Regions from separate parts of the Homo sapiens genome. Here region 1 is linked to region 2. Evidence: read pairs that join two places in POLR2A ChIA-PET (ENCODE). Cell type or tissue: GM12878. All regions are shown on one strand. Links, peaks and the distances in the headings refer to the core of each region. The heading gives the core; the rest is flanking DNA. Region 1 overlaps MARK4 (microtubule affinity regulating kinase 4). Region 2 overlaps VASP (vasodilator stimulated phosphoprotein).

What was found. Peaks named below come from ENCODE experiments on the same cell type or tissue, not always from the same donor. Only the 100,000 strongest peaks of a DNase experiment are listed, where the experiment ranks them.
Region 1: POLR2A ChIA-PET joins it to region 2 with 6 read pairs; 2 of 35 experiments call an interaction of 5 or more read pairs at or near these places.

What each region holds. Positions count from the first base shown.
Region 1 is chr19:45,272,607-45,280,931 of GRCh38, forward strand. It overlaps MARK4 (microtubule affinity regulating kinase 4), which reads left to right. Exons shown (of 17, transcript NM_001199867.2): 9 at 5,317-5,436; 10 at 5,910-6,009; 11 at 7,768-7,877; 12 at 7,969-8,128. Among named protein-coding and RNA genes, the nearest start is that of MARK4, 25 kb to the left of the region's middle. In GM12878, for the core only: no CTCF peak of the experiment used is centred there; no DNase peak of the experiment used is centred there.
Region 2 is chr19:45,511,914-45,520,238 of GRCh38, forward strand. VASP (vasodilator stimulated phosphoprotein) reads left to right here. Exons shown (of 13, transcript NM_003370.4): 2 at 5,750-5,921; 3 at 6,016-6,181. Among named protein-coding and RNA genes, the nearest start is that of VASP, 8.6 kb to the left of the region's middle. In GM12878, for the core only: no CTCF peak of the experiment used is centred there; a DNase peak (open chromatin) is centred at 3,368; H3K4me3 peaks cover 3,264 bases; H3K27ac peaks cover 3,891 bases.

The sequences.
Region 1 (8,325 bases), core at 272-8,271, 240 kb before region 2:
GGCCGGCCTGATGGCTCACACCTATATTCCCAGCACTTTGGGAGGCCGAGGCAGGCAGATCACCTGAGGTCAGGAGTTCGAGACCAGCCTGGCCAACATGGTGAAACCCTGTCTTTACTAAAAATACAAAAATTAACCGGGTGTGGTGGCAGGCACCTGTAATCCCAGCTACTGGAGAGGCTGAGGCAGGAGAATCGCTTGAACCTGGGAGGCAGAGGTTGCAGTGAGTCAAGATTGTGCCACTGCACTCCAGCCTGGGCGACAGAGCGAGACTCTGTCTCAAAAAATAAATAAATAAAATTGAATGTAGTAATGATTGTGCAACTCCGTGCATATACTAAAAGCCATCGAATTGTGCACTTCGCTTCAAACAAAACAGTTCCTGTCTTCCCAGACTAACATTCCTACTGGGGCCAGGCAGCTAACAAAACAATAAGCAAACTAGATATGATATCAGATGCTGGCCTGTGCTATGCTGGGGGGAATACTGTAAGGGGATGGGAGGTGTGGGCTGAGTTGTTGCTTGCTTTTTTTTTTTCCCCCTTTGAACTTTTTATTTTGAACGATTGCCAATCTACGGAAAAGTTGCAACAGTAGAGCAAATAACACATGGTATGTTTCAGGAGCTTCACAATCGCTGGCCTGTGTCCACATTTGCTCTATCTGTCTGTATTTGCACATGATCTTTGCTGCCCTCATCGGCATTGATGGCGCATTTGACAGTTAGTTGCAGACGCTGTGTCCTTTTATCCCTAAAGGCGAGAGCGGGTTATCTCCTGAGACCAGGGGCGTTTTCCTGTTGACGGTGACATACAGGAAATACAGCAGTGGTATAATCCTGGCCTCTACGCCATGGCCCATACTCAGATTTCATCCATCATCCCAGGAATATCTTTGGCAGCTATTTTTTTTTCCCAGTCGGGGATCCACTCGGGTCCCTGCGTTGCATTTAGCTGCGCCATCTCTTGTGTCTCCTTTCATCCGGAACAGTTCTCAGCCTCTCTTTTGTCTTTCATGACATTGACATTATCGATTAGTTCAGGCCAGTTAATTTTGCAGAACGTCCCTCAATTTGGGTTGCCTGGTGTTTCCTCTCGATTGGAATCGGGGGTGCATTGGGGCAGGAATTCTGCAGCTGGGACGCTCTGTCCTGCTCTGCGTTGCCCGTGAGGAGCACGTACTGTGATATGAAATTGTAAAGTCAGGGAAATACTTGCAGAGGACAGACCATCAAAGCGGAACCCTGAGTGATGAAGAGGAGGGAGTCCCTTCTTCACAGTGGCCTTGGCCAAATAGCCAACCCCTCTAAGCCTCAGTCTCACCTGCTGTTCAATGAAGATCATAAAGGTACCAACCCTGTGGGCCGGGCGTGGTGGCTCACGCCTGTAATCCCAGCACTTTGGGAGGCCGAGGCGGGCGGATCACGAGGTCAGGAGAGCGAGACCATCCTGGCTAACACACTGAAACCCCGTCTCTTCTAAAAATACAAAAAATTAGCCGGGCGTGGTGGCAGGCGCCTGTAGTCCCAGCCACTCGGGTGGCTGAGGCAGGAGAATGGCATGAACCTGGGAGGTGGAGCTTGGAGTGAGCGGAGATCTCGCCACTGTACTCCAGCCTGGGCAACAGAGCGAGACTCCATCTCAAAACAAACAAACAAAAAAGATGATACCAACCTTGTGGCAGTGATTTTTAAGGACTGGCTGAGATCAGGGATGCAAAGTGCTCATTCAAGACAGCCTTCTGGCCGGGCACGGTGGCTCAGGCCTGTAATCTCAGCACTTTGGGAGGCTGAGGTGGGCAGTTCACCTGAGGTCAGGAGTTCAAGACCAGCCTGGCCAACATGGTAAAACCCCGTCTCTACCAAAAACACAAAAATTAGCTGTGCCTGGTGGCATGCGCCTGTAATCCCTGCTACTCGGGAGGCTGAGACAGGAGAATTGCTTGAACCAGGGAGGCAGAGGTTGTAGTGAGCCGAGATCACACCACTGCACTCCAGCCTGGATGACAGAGCAAGACTCTGTCTCAAAAAAACAAAACAAAACAAACAAACAAAACAGGCTCTGACACTCCGGCCATAGCTGAAGTCTGGGGTGGGGAGGTGTTGTCACAGAATAATTTTTCTGAGCCTCAAGCATGAAGCTAAGAGACCTTTTTGAAGGGCCAGGCCAGTGTCTTACCTGCCCCAGGTCCTTGTCACTTTCTGCCATCCTGGTGTCCCCACCAGGCACCCCAGGCCTTGCTGTGCAAAGGAGGCACACAGCTGAGAAGAGGCAGGTTCTAGCTCTGTCATTTCCTTTCTGAGTGACCTTGGACATGTCCTTTTCTGAACCTCAGTTTCCCCACCTGTAAGATGAAGACACTAAGAGTATTCAGGACAGGTGTCGTGGCTCATGCCTGTAATCCCAGCACCTTGGGTGGCCGAGGCGGGCAGATCACTGGAGGTCAAGAGTTTGAGACCAGCCTGGCCAACATGGTGAAACCCCGTCTCTACTAAAAATACAAAAAGTAGCCAGGCGTGGCGGCACGTGCCTGTAGTCCCAGCTACTTGGGAGACTGATCCAGGAGAATCACTTGAACCTGGGAGGCAGAGGCTCCAGTGAGCCGAGATTGCGCCCCTGCACTCCAGCCTGGACGACAGAGCAAGACTCCATCTCAAAAAAATAAAAAGAGTTTGACACCAGCCTGGGCAACATTTCAAGACCACATCTCTACAAAAAATATTTTTTAAATTAGCCTGGCATTGTGGTGCATGCCTGTAGTCCCAGCTACTTGGGATGCTGAGGTGGGAGAATTGCTTGAGCCCAGGAGTTCCAGGCTACAGCGAACTATGATCACGCCACTGCACTCCAGCTTCGGTGACAGAACAAGAGCCTGTCTCTTTAAAAAAAAAAAAAGCATCTGCTTGCAGCCCGTCTGCATATGTTAAGCCCTTCACTGGAGCTTGGCATCTGGCCACAGCATCATGCTTGGGAGCTGCGCTGGAGGTGGCAGTGGTGGCCTGATGGTTTCTTCTCCCCCATCACGTGATAGGCAGTGTGGCATGGTGGTCACACAGCACAGGCTCCAGAGCCAAGGCTCTGCCACTTTCTGGCTGTGCAATCCTGGGGCAAGTGACCAAACCCCTCCAGGCCTCAACCTCCTCGTCTGGAAAGTGGGCGTTATAACCGGGCTTCGCGGCGTTGTGAAAATGGATGTAATATGCATAAAGCACTTAGAACACTGCCTGCTAAGGGGTAAGTGTCCTGAAAGTGATCCAAATTAAATATTAATAGCCCTTTATGATCTGCAGAGGCTCCCCAGGCATGGGCATCTTTCAGCCCTTTTAGGAGAATGCTGCAGCAGAGGACTCTGTCCTAAAGGAGTCCTGTTCACCCCCAACGCTCAATTCATTCCTACCTGTTTTCTGCCTCCCTTCGTTTTTTTTGTTGTCTGTTTGTTTTTTGAGACAAGGTCTCAGTCACCCAGGCTGGAGGGCAGTGGTGCAGTCACAGCTCACTGCAGCCTCAACCTCCCGGGCTCAAGCAATCCTCCTGCTTCAGCCTCCTGAGTAGCTGGGACCACAGGCATGTGCCACCACACCTGGCTAATTTTTGTATTTTTTGTAGAGACAGAGTCTCGCTGTGTTGCCCAGGCTGGTCTCAAACTCACGGGCTCAAGCGGTCTTCCCACCTTGGCCTCCCGAAGTGCTGGGATTATAGACATAAGCCACCACGCCTGGCCTATTGCGGTTTTTTATTCAGATGGAAAGAGCTCCCCCTGGTCTGCCAAGCTATGGATTTATCTTATTTTTCACAGCTTTGGTAGGGCCTCTCATAAAAGGCCCTTAAAGAGAAAGCCAGCAGATAAATCCATGAATGGCCTTGAGGAGTGTGTCTCTTTGGACAGCAGGCATGGCTGGGGGAGGGGAGAGACGAGAAGGCAGGAGAGGCAGTAGGGTCTCCTTCCCCTTGAGTGAATCTCATATTTACATACCGCTCTCTGGCTCTGGGCCAGGCATGTGGTAAGCATTTTACAGATTTTTTTTTTTTTTTTTTTTTGAGATGGAGTCTTGCTCTGCCGCCCAGGCTGGAGTGCAGTGGCGCAGTCTCGGCTCACTGCAACCTCCGCCTCCTGGGTTCAAGTGATTCTCCTGCCTCAGCCTCCCGCGTAGCTGGGATTACAGGGGTCTGCTACCACACCCAGCTAATTTTTGTATTTTTTTTTTTTTTAGTAGAGATGGGGTTTCGCCATGTTGGCCTGGCTGGTTTCGATCTCCTGACCTCAGGCGATCTGCCTGCCTCACCCTCCCAAAGTGCTGGAATTACAGGCGTGAGCCACCGCGCCCAGCCACATTTTTACGGATATTAACTCACCTGTACCCTGGTAGCAAGCATGTGAAGTGGGTCCTGTAATCCCTTTCACGGATAAGGAGACCGAGGCCCCAGTGGCTGACTCACTTACCTACCTCCCTCTTACCTGACTTAGAGAATAAACTTCCTTTTTTTTCTGAGACAGAATCTCGCCCTGTCACCCAGGCTGGAGTGCAGTGGCGTGATCTCAACTCACTGCAACCTCCACCTCCTAAGAGTTTAAGTGATTCTCGTGCCTCAGCCTCCCAAGTAGCTAGGACTACAGGCAGCCACCACCACACCCAGCTAATTTTTGTATTTTTAGTGGAGATGGGGTTTCACCATGTTAGCCAGGCTGGTCTCGAACTCCTGACCTCAGGCGATCTGCCTGTCTCGGCCTCCCAAAGTGCTGGGATTACAGGTGTGAGCCACCGTGCCTGGCCAGATAATAAACTTTCTCTGCAAGTTTTCCTCTGAATGAAAAGTTATGTAGCTTAAATTTTTTTTTTTTTTTTTTTGTAGAGACAGGCTGGTTGTTCAGGCTGGTCTTGAACTCCTGGGTTCAAGCTATCCTCCTCCCTCGGCCTCCCAACGTGTTTGGATTACAGGTGTGCACCACCATGCTCAGGTCATTTTTTATTTTTTGTAGAGATGAGGTCTCCCTGTGTTGCCCAGGCTGTTCTTGAACTCCTGGGCTCAAGCGATCCTCCGGTCTTGGCCTCTACGCCTGGCCAAGAATTTTTTTTTTTAAATTGCAGCGTCCATATGATGTTCCCATTTTATGGACAGGGAACTGAGGTCAGGAGAAAGGAATGGGGTTTTGCTTACCTCGTCAAGGACTGGGACTCAGAGCTTCTGTCACTTCTATCAAAGGGGTTGGGACAAAGGTTGTGTGTGTGTGTGTGTGTGTGTGTGTGTGTGTGTGTGTGTGTGTGTAATAGGTGGGGGGCGGGGCAGACCCCCTCCTCCAGTAACCCCATCCCTGCAGGAGCTGCGGGAGCGAGTACTCAGAGGGAAGTACCGGGTCCCTTTCTACATGTCAACAGACTGTGAGAGCATCCTGCGGAGATTTTTGGTGCTGAACCCAGCTAAACGCTGTACTCTCGAGGTGAGCCCAGCCTCACAGCCAGCGGGAGCCCTTCTAGTCTCCTGACTCCCCTAAACTCTGCCTGCCCCCACCCACAAAAGCCTTCTTGACACACTTTTCCTCTCCTGTGCCCACCGAAGATCTGCTGCTGGTGAGTGGGGGTAGACAGGCCGTCCAGGGAAAAGCTCCCAGGCCTGTCCTGACGCCACCCCCCCGACAGGCTCACCCACTCCCTGCCTTGCCAGTAATTAGCTAATGAGCTCCTAGGATGATTACAGGGTGCCAGGGACCCAGATGATGCGGAGGAGGGAGGGTGGCATCAGGAGGCTCCGGCAGGGGACGTGGGGGAGAGAGAGGCCCAGGAGGCGCTATCTCTTAGGAAGCCCGCAATTCTGGGTGTTAGGCCTCGGAGGTTTGGGGCAGGGCAGAAGCTGTATGATTTCTGGTTCCTTCTGACACCTGTCTTCCCCCTTCCCTGCTCCTGATGCCTGCAGCAAATCATGAAAGACAAATGGATCAACATCGGCTATGAGGGTGAGGAGTTGAAGCCATACACAGAGCCCGAGGAGGACTTCGGGGACACCAAGAGAATTGGTGAGGGTCAGGGAGAGCCATCCTGTCACCCAGGATGGAGTGCAGTGGTGCAATCTCGGCTCACTGCAACCTCCGCCTCCCAGAATCAAGAGATTCTTGTGCCTCAGCCTCCCAAGTAGCTGGGACCACAGGCGCCTGCCGCCATGCCCGGCTAATTTTTGTTATTTTTAGTAGAGACAGGGTTTTGCCATGTTGGCCATGCTGGTCTCAAACTCCTGACCTCAGGTGATCTGCCTGCCTCAGCTTCCCAAATTGCCAGGATCACAGGTGTGAGCCACTGTACCCGGCCCATGTTCGCTTTGATATTAAGACATAAAGAGAGACCAGGCGAGGTGGTTCATGCTGGTAATCCCAGCACTTTGGGAGGTCGAGGTAGAAGAATCACTTGAGCCCAGGAGTTGGAGACCAGCCTGGCCAACATAGGGAGACCCTGTCTGTACAAAAAAATAAAAATAAAAAATTAGCCAGTTGTGGTTGTGTGCACCTGTAGTCTCAGCTACTCAGCAAGCTGAGGTAGGAGGATCCCTTGAGCCCAACAATTTGAGGCTACAGTGAGCTATGATCATGCCACTGCACTCCAGGCGACAGGGTGAGACCGTGTCTCAAAAAAAGAAAAAAAGGTCAGGCACAGTGGCTCACGCCTATAATCTGAGCACTTTGGGAGGCTGAGGCTGACAGATCACCTGAGGTCAGGAGTTCGAGACCAGCCTGGCCAACATGATGAAACCTCGTCTCTACTAAGAATACAAAAATTAGATGAGTGTGGTGGCAGGCACCCGTAATCCCAGCTCCTCTGGAGGCTGAGGCACGAGAATTGCTTGAATCCAGGAGGCAGAGGTTGCAGTGAGCTGAGATTGCACCACTGTACTCCACCCTGGGCGACAAGCAAAATTCCATCTAAAATAACAATAATTACGGTTTTTACCATTAAATGGCAAAAACCGGAATTACTTTTGTATCAACCTAATTATATTAGTAGGTTGAACACAACAAAAAGTTGAACCATATGAAATTGCCATTTTTTTGGTTTAAAATTGTCAGTACCACCAATTTTGTATGGTTTAACCTAATAGTGATGATTTATTCTGCCACATAACTAAAATGAATAGAGTATGCAGCCTTCAGGCACAGTTGTATCCAGGTGCTCAGAGACAGTTGTTGGGAATGTTTTCTGTGGTAGCTTTTTCCCAGGCTGCTCTCCAGGAGGCAAGCAGATCTGGGTCACATGCCTTCAATGAAGCAGTCAGTGTGGCTTTGGGTGTAGAACACACTAATTAGCCAGACCTGGGTTATCCGCCTGCCTTAGGGTTGGAGCAGGGGAGCCATCCACGTGATCTGAGCGGAAAGAATGTTCTTTCAAAGGAAATCAATGTGCTGTTGGGAAGGGAGGATGGGTACTGGACAGGTCAAAGAGCAGACACCAGTGAATGACACAGAAATGAGTGGAAGTGGGCCAGGTGCAGTGGCTTATGCCTGTAATCCCAGCACTTTGGGAGGCCCAGGTGGGTGGATTGCTTGTGCCCAGGAGTTTCAAACCAGCCTGGACAACATAGCAAAACCCTGTCTCTACTGAAAATACAAAAACTGAGGTGGGAGGATCAGCAGAGCCTGGGGAGGCCGAGGCTGCAGTGAGCTGTGACCGTGCCACTGCACTCCAGCCTGGGTGACAGAGTGACACCCTGTCTCAAAAAAAAAGAGAAATGGATGGAAGTTAAAGTTTCTGGGAGTCTGAAACTTCTCTCCATCCCCCCCTCCCAGAGGTGATGGTGGGTATGGGCTACACACGGGAAGAAATCAAAGAGTCCTTGACCAGCCAGAAGTACAACGAAGTGACCGCCACCTACCTCCTGCTGGGCAGGAAGACTGAGGTCAGGGGGCGCCAGGGGCCCTTGGGGACGCGTGATGCCTGGGTGGAGGGACTTGGGGTGCAGAAGAGCCTCATCTGTCATCCTCTCGCAGGAGGGTGGGGACCGGGGCGCCCCAGGGCTGGCCCTGGCACGGGTGCGGGCGCCCAGCGACACCACCAACGGAACAAGTTCCAGCAAAGGCACCAGCCACAGCAAAGGGCAGCGGAGTTCCTCTTCCACCTACCACCGCCAGCGCAGGCATAGCGATTTCTGTGAGTATCAACCCCACGCCCTCACGCACCCTCCTTCTCCCCAAGGCCCAGACTTACAGTTACGTCAGGGTTCTCTGATTGGCAAGCAACAGAAACCCACTGGAGCTAACCTCAGAGAGGGAGGAATGTCTTATAAAGACACAGGGCATTGCATGGAACTTGGAGGCAGGAATGCACAGCCAGGCTCAGGAAGGGAT
Region 2 (8,325 bases), core at 222-8,221:
TGGCAAACGCCCAAACCCCATCTCTACTGAAAATAGAAACATTAGCCTGGCGTGGTGGCACACGTTTGTAATCCCGGACACTCAGAAGGCTGAGGCAGGAGAATCGCTTGAACTCGGGAAGTGGAGGCTGGGAGGCTGAGGCAGGAGAATTGCTTGAACCTGGGAGGTGGAGGCTGCAGTAAGCTGAGATTACACCACTGCCAGCCTGGGTGCAGAGTGAGAGACTCTGTCTCAAAAGATAAATGGTACAAAATATTTGTTTCTTCCCTCCCCAGTTCCTGAGTTCCCCTCAATGGAGGCAGCCACAGTTAGTGTCTTGGGAAACAGTCTCTGCATATATCACCACTCTGAGTGCAGATATATTTATATATGCTCCTCACTGTTTTTTTTTTTGAGATGGAGTCTTGCTCTGTCGCCCAGGCTGGAGTGCAGTGGCGCGATCTCAGCTCACTGCAACCTCCACCTCCCAGGTTCAAGCAATTCTCCTGCCTCACCTCCTGAGTAGCTGGAATTACAGGCACGCGCCACCACGCCCAGCAAATTTTTCTATTTTTAGTAGAGACAGGGTTTCACCATGTTGGTCAGGCTGGTCTCAAACTCCTGACATCAAGAGGTCCGCCTGCTTCGGCCTCCCAAAGTGCTGGGATTACAGGCTTGAGCCACTGCGCCTAGCCTACCTTTTTTGTTTGTTTGTTTTTGTTTTTGAGACGGAGTCTTGCTCTGTCCCCCAGGCTGGGGTGCAGTGGCGTGATCTTGGCTCACTGCAACCTCCGCCTCCTGGGTTCACGTGATTCTCCTGCCTCAGCCTCCCAAGTAGCTGGGATTACAGGCGCCCGCCACCACGCCTGGCTAATTTTTTGTATTTTTAGTAGAGACGGGGTTTCGCTATGTTGCCCAGACTGGTCTCAAACTCCTGACCTTGTGATCCGCCTGCCTTGGCCTCCCAAAGTGCTGGGATTACAGGCATGAGCCACCGCACCCGACCTTTTTTTTGGTTTTGTAAAGCCTCTGATCAACACTACCTTGTACTTTGGCTTTTAAAAATTTCAATTTAGCTCTGCTTCTTCATCTTTAAATGAAGTTAAGAACTTGTGGGAACTTCGTTTCAACTATGAGCCCCTCTGCTTACTTGCTGTGTGATCTGGGGCAAGTGCCTTCACTCCTCTGTGCCTGCAATTCCCCCTTGTCAAAAGGGTGAGCGTCAGAGCCTATCCCATGAGGTTGTAGAGTCATGCAGCAGGGAAATTGGTGTCAAGCACCAAGAAGAGTGTCTGGGACCCAGGCTGACTGAGAAATGTTAGGTGTCCTAGGTAAAAGTTTGCCTTTTTTTGTGAGGGAGTCTTGCTCTGTGAGGGAGTCTTGCTCTGTTGCCCAGGCTGGAGTGCAAGTGACCTGAACAAGGCTCACTGCAGCCTCATCCTCTTGGACTCAAGTGATCCTCCTGCCTCACCCTCCTGAGTAGCTGGGACTACAGGCAAGCGCCACCACACCCAGCTAATTTTAAAGTTTTTTGTACAGACGGAGGTCACCATCTTGCCCAAGCTAGTCTCTCTCCTTTTTTTTTTTTTTTTTTTTTGAGACAGAGTCTCGCTCTGTCTCCCAGACTGGAGTGCAGTGGTCTGAGATCGGCTCACTGCAACTGCCTCCTGGGTTCAGTGATTCCCCTGCCTCAGCCTCCTGGGTAGCTGGGATTACAGGCATGAGCCACCATGCCTGGCTAATTTTTGTATTTTTAGTAGGCATAGGGTTTCACCATGTTGGCCAGGCTGGTGTCGAACTCTTGACCTCAAGAGATCCACCTGCTTTGGCCTCCCAAAGTTCTGGGATTACAGGCATAAGCCACCACACCCAGCCTTCCCAAGCCAATCTCAAACTCTTGGGCTCAAGTGATCCTCCTGCCTCAGCCTCCCAAAGTGCTGGGATTACAGGCGTGAGCCACCTCCCCTGGCCAAAGTTTGCCTTTTTTTACAGATGTTTCGTAACTATTGAGTCCCTACTATGTGTTGGACGCCATTCTAGGTTCTGGGGACACAGCAGTGAACAACTGGGACACAAATTTCTGCCTTTTTGGCAGCGGAGACAGACAAATATTGTGTTGGGCAGGGGTCACTGCTATGAAATGTGCAGCAGGGGATGAAAAGGAGAGAAGCGTTTCCAGCTAAGGGAGTGAGGGACGGCTTCTTGGAAGGGGTGACATCTAAGGAGAGACCTGAAAGTGGGGAGAGGCTAGGCCTGAGGAAGAAGCAGCACACAGGCCCGAGGCAGGAATGTGTCTGGCCTGCGGGAAGAGCAGCATGGGGGTAGGAGGTCTAGGGTCTGGAACAGAGTCCCCAAGGGACAGTGGAGCGGGAAGAAATGAGATCTGAGGACACACAGATCACGGAGGCCCTGGAGAGAACTTGGCATTGATTCCGTAGGAGCCTGGAGCCTTCAAGAAGAAGAAGAGACATCCCACCTTGTAGGTTTTTGTTAGTTTGTTTTGTTTTTTAGAGATGGGGGGTCTCACTGTGTTGCCCAGGCTGGTCTTGAACTTCTGGACTAAAGCAATCCTCCCGCCTCGGCCTCTCAAAGTGCTGGGATTACAGGCATGAGCCACCGTTCCCCGCCCCACCTCGTGTTTTAACAGGATCCTTCTGTTACAATGGGTATAGTGTTCCCTGGAGAGGGGCAAGACCACCCCTTGGTCACCCAGCAGGCGCCCTGTTCTCCGGCCAGTCCAGAGCCTCAGTAGGGCAGGGCTGCCTGGGAGAGCAAAGTGCAGCCAGGGCGGGGCAGCAGCAGCCCCGGGCTCCTGGCCAGAGTCGGCCCTGGGTGTGGGTGGCAGGTGTGGGTGAGGCCGAGGCCTTAACCCTGCCTTGCCAGGGGCAGCAGGAGCCAGAAACAGCCCCCGAGGCTGTGTTTGTCTGGAAAGGGCACCTGGTGTTTGGGTGGGGCCCACACAGTTCCCGGTGGTTAAGGCTTGGAAGCCTGAATTCACATCTTCACTCTATTCCTCAGTAGCTGTGTGACTGTGGGCAAGTCACTCAACCTCTCTGGGCCTCTAGTCCTCACCTGCAAAATTAGAATGAGTGGCTCTCTGGATAAGCTGCAGTGAGAATAAAATGAGTGACTTTGGGGGAGGGGCTTAAGGCCCCTGATCCACCTGAAATGCCTAGTAAGAGGGAGATGGCACAATTAGGTAAATTTGAGGGTCCCTACCCCAGGTCCCTACCCACAGCTGAGTCTGCCTAGGGACTTTCCCTGCCCTGACTTCCCAGCATCAGTGTCACACCCAGCCCCCAGCCCTCCTAGAGACAGAGGCTTTGCGGGGGGTGTCTAATTTCTGTCCCCGGAAACCTCTGACCACCAACTTCCCCATTTCAGGAAAAAGCCTGGTGTGGGTGGGGTGGGGAGGAGACCAGTGCTTCCCCTTCCCCTGTGTGACCTTGGGCAAGTCACTTCCTGTTTGAGTTCCTGTCTAGGCCTGAGTTTCCTCACTGGGGGAGAGGGGATTGAACCTCCCAGAGGGGCTGGTGGGAGGGTCCCGAGGGTTGTAGCTGTCCCGGGCCCCAGTGGTGCCCATGAGAGGGATGTTGACAGTTACTGAGCTCTCGGCGTGTGCTGGACGCTGTACCAAGCACTTAGCTTTTTTTCTTTTTTTTGAAACAGAGTTTCACTCTGTCGCCCAGGCTGGAGTGCAATGGCGTGATCTCAGCTCACTGCGGCCTCCACCTCCTGGGTTCAAGCGATTCTCCTGCGTCAGCCTCCTGAGTAGCTCAGACTACAGGTGCACACCACCACGCCCAGCTAATCTTTGTACGTTTTTGTAGAGACGGGATTTCACCATGTTGCCCAGGCTGGTCTCGAACACCTGAGCTCAAGCGATCCATTCACCTCAGCTTCCCAACATGCTGTAATTACAGGCGTGAGCCACCACACCCGGCTGTACCAAGCCCTTTAGGTGCCCAGATTCATGTGCCCCTCCCCCACTGCCCTGGAGGTGGGGACTGTCATTTTCCCAGTTCACAGGCAAGAAGAGGTCTTGAGTGGGAAGGTCATGTGCCTGAGTCACATGAAGTAGGTGGCTCAGTGGGGATTTGAACCCAGGTCTGGGGATATCAGCTCCTGAACTCTGCACCAGTTTACTGACACCTCCCACCCAGGCTAAGTCAGACGTTGCCTTTTCCAGGAAGTCCTGCCTGACTCTCCAGGCTGGGGCAGGCGTTCCTTCAGGGTACCCCCAGACCCTGGGCTCCTTGGTCCTAAACCTGGGTTGGTACCGTCTGGGGACAGCTGTGTCTCCCACACTGGACTGTGAGCCCCAGGAGGGTGGTGCCGGAGCTGTCTGGGTCACTGCTGTGTCTTCATCCCCAGCCCCACCCAATATAGGCCAGACACAGAGCAGGGAGTATCTGGGGAATGGCCGCTAGTGCCCTGGGGAGCCAGGCGAGGGGTGGGCAGCGGGAAGTCCCTTTGGAGGAAGAGCTCAGAGGTCTGGGATGGGTCCCCAACCTGCTGCAGGCCTCACACTTCCCCTCCCAAGCCTCAGCTTCTTCCTGAGCAGGCAGTGGTGGAGGGGGGTGCGTAGAGATAGGGAAACTGAGGTCAGGCAGGGGCTGGTCCCTAGTGCAGCTCTGGGCTCTTGGCCTCCTTCTGGCCCCTCTGTCTTCCCTCCTGCCCTCTGCTCTGCTAACCCGCATCCCCCCACTGGCATTGGCCTCGGCCTCTTACACCCCTCAGCCTGTCTCTCCATCTTTATCTTTTCCTTCTTATTAGTTTTGTTGTGTTGTGTTTTTTATTTTTCATTAAAAAAGTTTTTTTGTGGACTGGGTGTGGTGGCTCACCCCTGTAATCCCAGCACTTTGTGGGGCTGAGGCAAATGGATCACTTGAGCCCAGGAGTTCGAGACCAGTCTGGCCAACATGGTGAAACCTCGTCTCTACTAAAAATACAAAAAATTAGCTGGGCTTGGTGGTGCATGCCTGTGATTCCAGCTACTCAGGAGGCTGAGGCGGAGAATGGCTTGAACCTGGGAGGCAGAGGTTGCGGTGAGCCGAGGACAGCCCGGGTGACAGAGTAAGACTCTGTCTCAAAAAAAAAAAAAAAAAAAAAAAGATTAGTCGGGTGTGGTGGTGCATGCTTGTAGTCCCAGCTACTTGGGAGGCTGAAGTGGGAGGATCGCTTGAGCTCAGGAGGTCGAGGCCACATTCCAACCTGGGTGACAGAGAGCAAGACTCTGTCTCAAAAACAAAAATAAAAATAATAATAATAATTATTATTATTAGAGATGGGGTCTCACTATGTTGCCCAGGCTGCTCTGAAATGCTTGGGCTCAAGTGATCCTCCTGCCTCAACCTCCAAAGTGCTGGGATTACAGGTGTGAGACACCACGCCAAGACCATCTTTATCTCTTTCTGTGTCTGCCTCTTCCTCCAGGTCCCCTGTCTGCCCATCCTTTTTCCCCACCCCTCCCCCATCTGTTCATCTGTCTGTCTGCCTTCAGTCTGTCTCTCCTCTTTGTCAACCCGACTCTCCCTTTCCCACCTCTCTCTGCGTCTGTCTCTTGCATCTCGTTTGTGTGTTTGCCTGTCTCTCCTGATCTGATTTTCTCTCCTGATCTGTCTCCCCCGTCTCCTTCTGTCCACGTGGCTCCTGCCTCCCTCTGTGTCACTCTCTTCCTTCCACACACTGTCTTTGTCCCTTGGAATCTCCCAGGAGAGACCCAGATAAGAAGGTGACCGGCCCCTCTCCCTTTTCCTCCCGCCTGCAGCGAGACGGTCATCTGTTCCAGCCGGGCCACTGTGATGCTTTATGATGATGGCAACAAGCGATGGCTCCCTGCTGGCACGGGTCCCCAGGCCTTCAGCCGCGTCCAGATCTACCACAACCCCACGGCCAATTCCTTTCGCGTCGTGGGCCGGAAGATGCAGCCCGACCAGCAGGTGCAGCTTCCCGCCGGCCCCCTCTGTGGGCTGAACCCCTACCCGCCCCACCCCTGCGCCCGCCGCCCCTCACCCCCCTTTCCCCTCCCACCAGGTGGTCATCAACTGTGCCATCGTCCGGGGTGTCAAGTATAACCAGGCCACCCCCAACTTCCATCAGTGGCGCGACGCTCGCCAGGTCTGGGGCCTCAACTTCGGCAGCAAGGAGGATGCGGCCCAGTTTGCCGCCGGCATGGCCAGTGCCCTAGAGGCGTTGGAAGGTCAGAAATGGCGGCGGGCAAAGGGGACCAGTGAATGCGGCTGTGTGGCCTGGGGCTGCCGCTTTACCCTGCTGGGACTTGGTTTACTCGTCGGTAAAATAGAGCGAATTCATTGTTATCATGGAAAATTATCACTAGCATTTTGTGCATTCCAGTGTGACCGTGTGCACCTATGTGTAAAATGCACCATTGGCCCGGCGCCGTGGCTCATGCCTGTAATCTCAGCACTTTGGGAGGCCGAGGCACACGGATTACCTGAGGTCAGGAGTTTCACCGTGCCCAACATGGTGAAATTGCGTCTCTATTAAAATTCAAAAATTAGCTGGGCGTGGTGGTGCGCGCCTGTAATCCCAGCTATTCGGGATGCTGAGGGACGAGAAGTGTTTGAACCCAGGAGATAGAGGTTGCAGTGAGCCGAGATCAGGCCACTGCACTTCAGCCTGGCGACAGAGCAAGATTCCGTCTCAGAAAGAAAACAAACACAAAAAAAATGCACGATTACTCAGGGATCAGTACTCCATGAACTTTACACAGGCACACTCCCGGGAAACCACCTCCCAGATCAAGACATAGGTAGGTCCTGCCCCAGAAACAGGATCTCGCTCTGTTGCCCAGGCTGGTGTGCACTGGCACAATCATGGCTCTCTGCAGCCTTCACCTCCTGGGCTCAAGTGATCCTCTTGCCTCAGCCTCCTAAGTAGCTGGGAATACAGGTGTGCACCACCATACTTGGCTCTTTTTTTGTTTTGTTTTTTGAGACAGAGTCTTGCTCTGTCACCCAGGCTGGAGTGCAGTGGTGCAACCTCAGCTCACTGCAACCTCCACCTCCCGGGTTCGCGTGATTCTCGTGCCTCAGCCTCCTGAGTAGCTGGGATTACAGGCATGTGCCACCATGCCCAAGCTATTTTTTTGTATTTTGTTTTTATTTTTATTTTTTTGAGACAGAGTCTCACTCTGTTGCCCAGGCTGGAGTGCAGTGGCACGATATTGCCTCACTGCAACCTCCGCCTCCCGGGTTCAAGCGATTCTCCTGCCCTAGCCTCCCGAGTAGCTGGGACTATAGGCGTGAGCCACCACACCCGGGTAATTTTTTGTATCTTTAGTAGAGACAAGGTTTCACCGTGTTAGCCAGGATGGTCTCTATCTCCTGACCTTGTGATCCGCCCGCCTAGGCCTCCCAGAGTGCTGGGATTACAGGCATGAGACACCATGCCCGGCCCTTGTATTTTAGTAGAGAAGGGGTTTCACCATATTGGCCAGGCTGGTTTCAAACTCCTGGCCTCAAGTGATCCACCTGCCTCTGCCTCCCAAAGTGCTGGGATTATAAGTGTGAGCCACCATGTCTGGCCACCTGGATCATTTCAAATTTTTTTTTTTTTTTTACTTTTTGTGGAGATGGTCTACAGGCTGGTCTTGAACTCCTGGGCTCAAGTGATCCTCCCACTTCAGCCTCCTAAAGTGCTGGGATTACAGGCATGAGCCACTACACCCAGCCCAGTTGCTTTTTTTTTTTTTTTTTGGAGACGGAGTCTCGCTCTGTCCCCAGGTTGGAGTGCAGTGGCGCGATCTCCGCTCGCTGCAAGCTCTGCCTCCCGGGTAAATGCCATTCTCCTGCCTCAGCCTCCCGAGTAGCTGGGACTACAGGCACCCGCCACCACATCCAGCTAATTTTTTGTATTTTTAGTAGAGACGGGATTTCACCGTGTTAGCCAGGATGGTCTCGATCTCCTGACCTCGTGATCCGCCCGCCTCGGCCTCCGAAAGTGCTGGGATTACAGGCGTGAGCCACTGCGCCCGGCCTTTTTTTTTTTTTTTTTTTTTTTTTTTTAATATGGAGTCTCACTCTGTCTCTCAGGCTGGAGTGCAGTGGTGTGATCTCAGTTCACTGCAACCTCCGCCTCCTGAGTTTAAGCAATTCTGCCTCAGCCTCCTGAGTAGATGGAACTATAGGTGTGCACCAACATGCCTGTCTAATTTTTGTAGTTTTAGTAGAGACGGGGTTTCGCAGTGTTGGCCAGGCTGGTCTCGAACTCCTGACCTCAGGTGATCCACTCGCCTCGGCCTCCCAGAGTGCTGAGATTACAGGCGCGAGTCACGCGCCCAGCCCAGTTGCTATTTCTTAAACCTTAACGTGCACATGAATC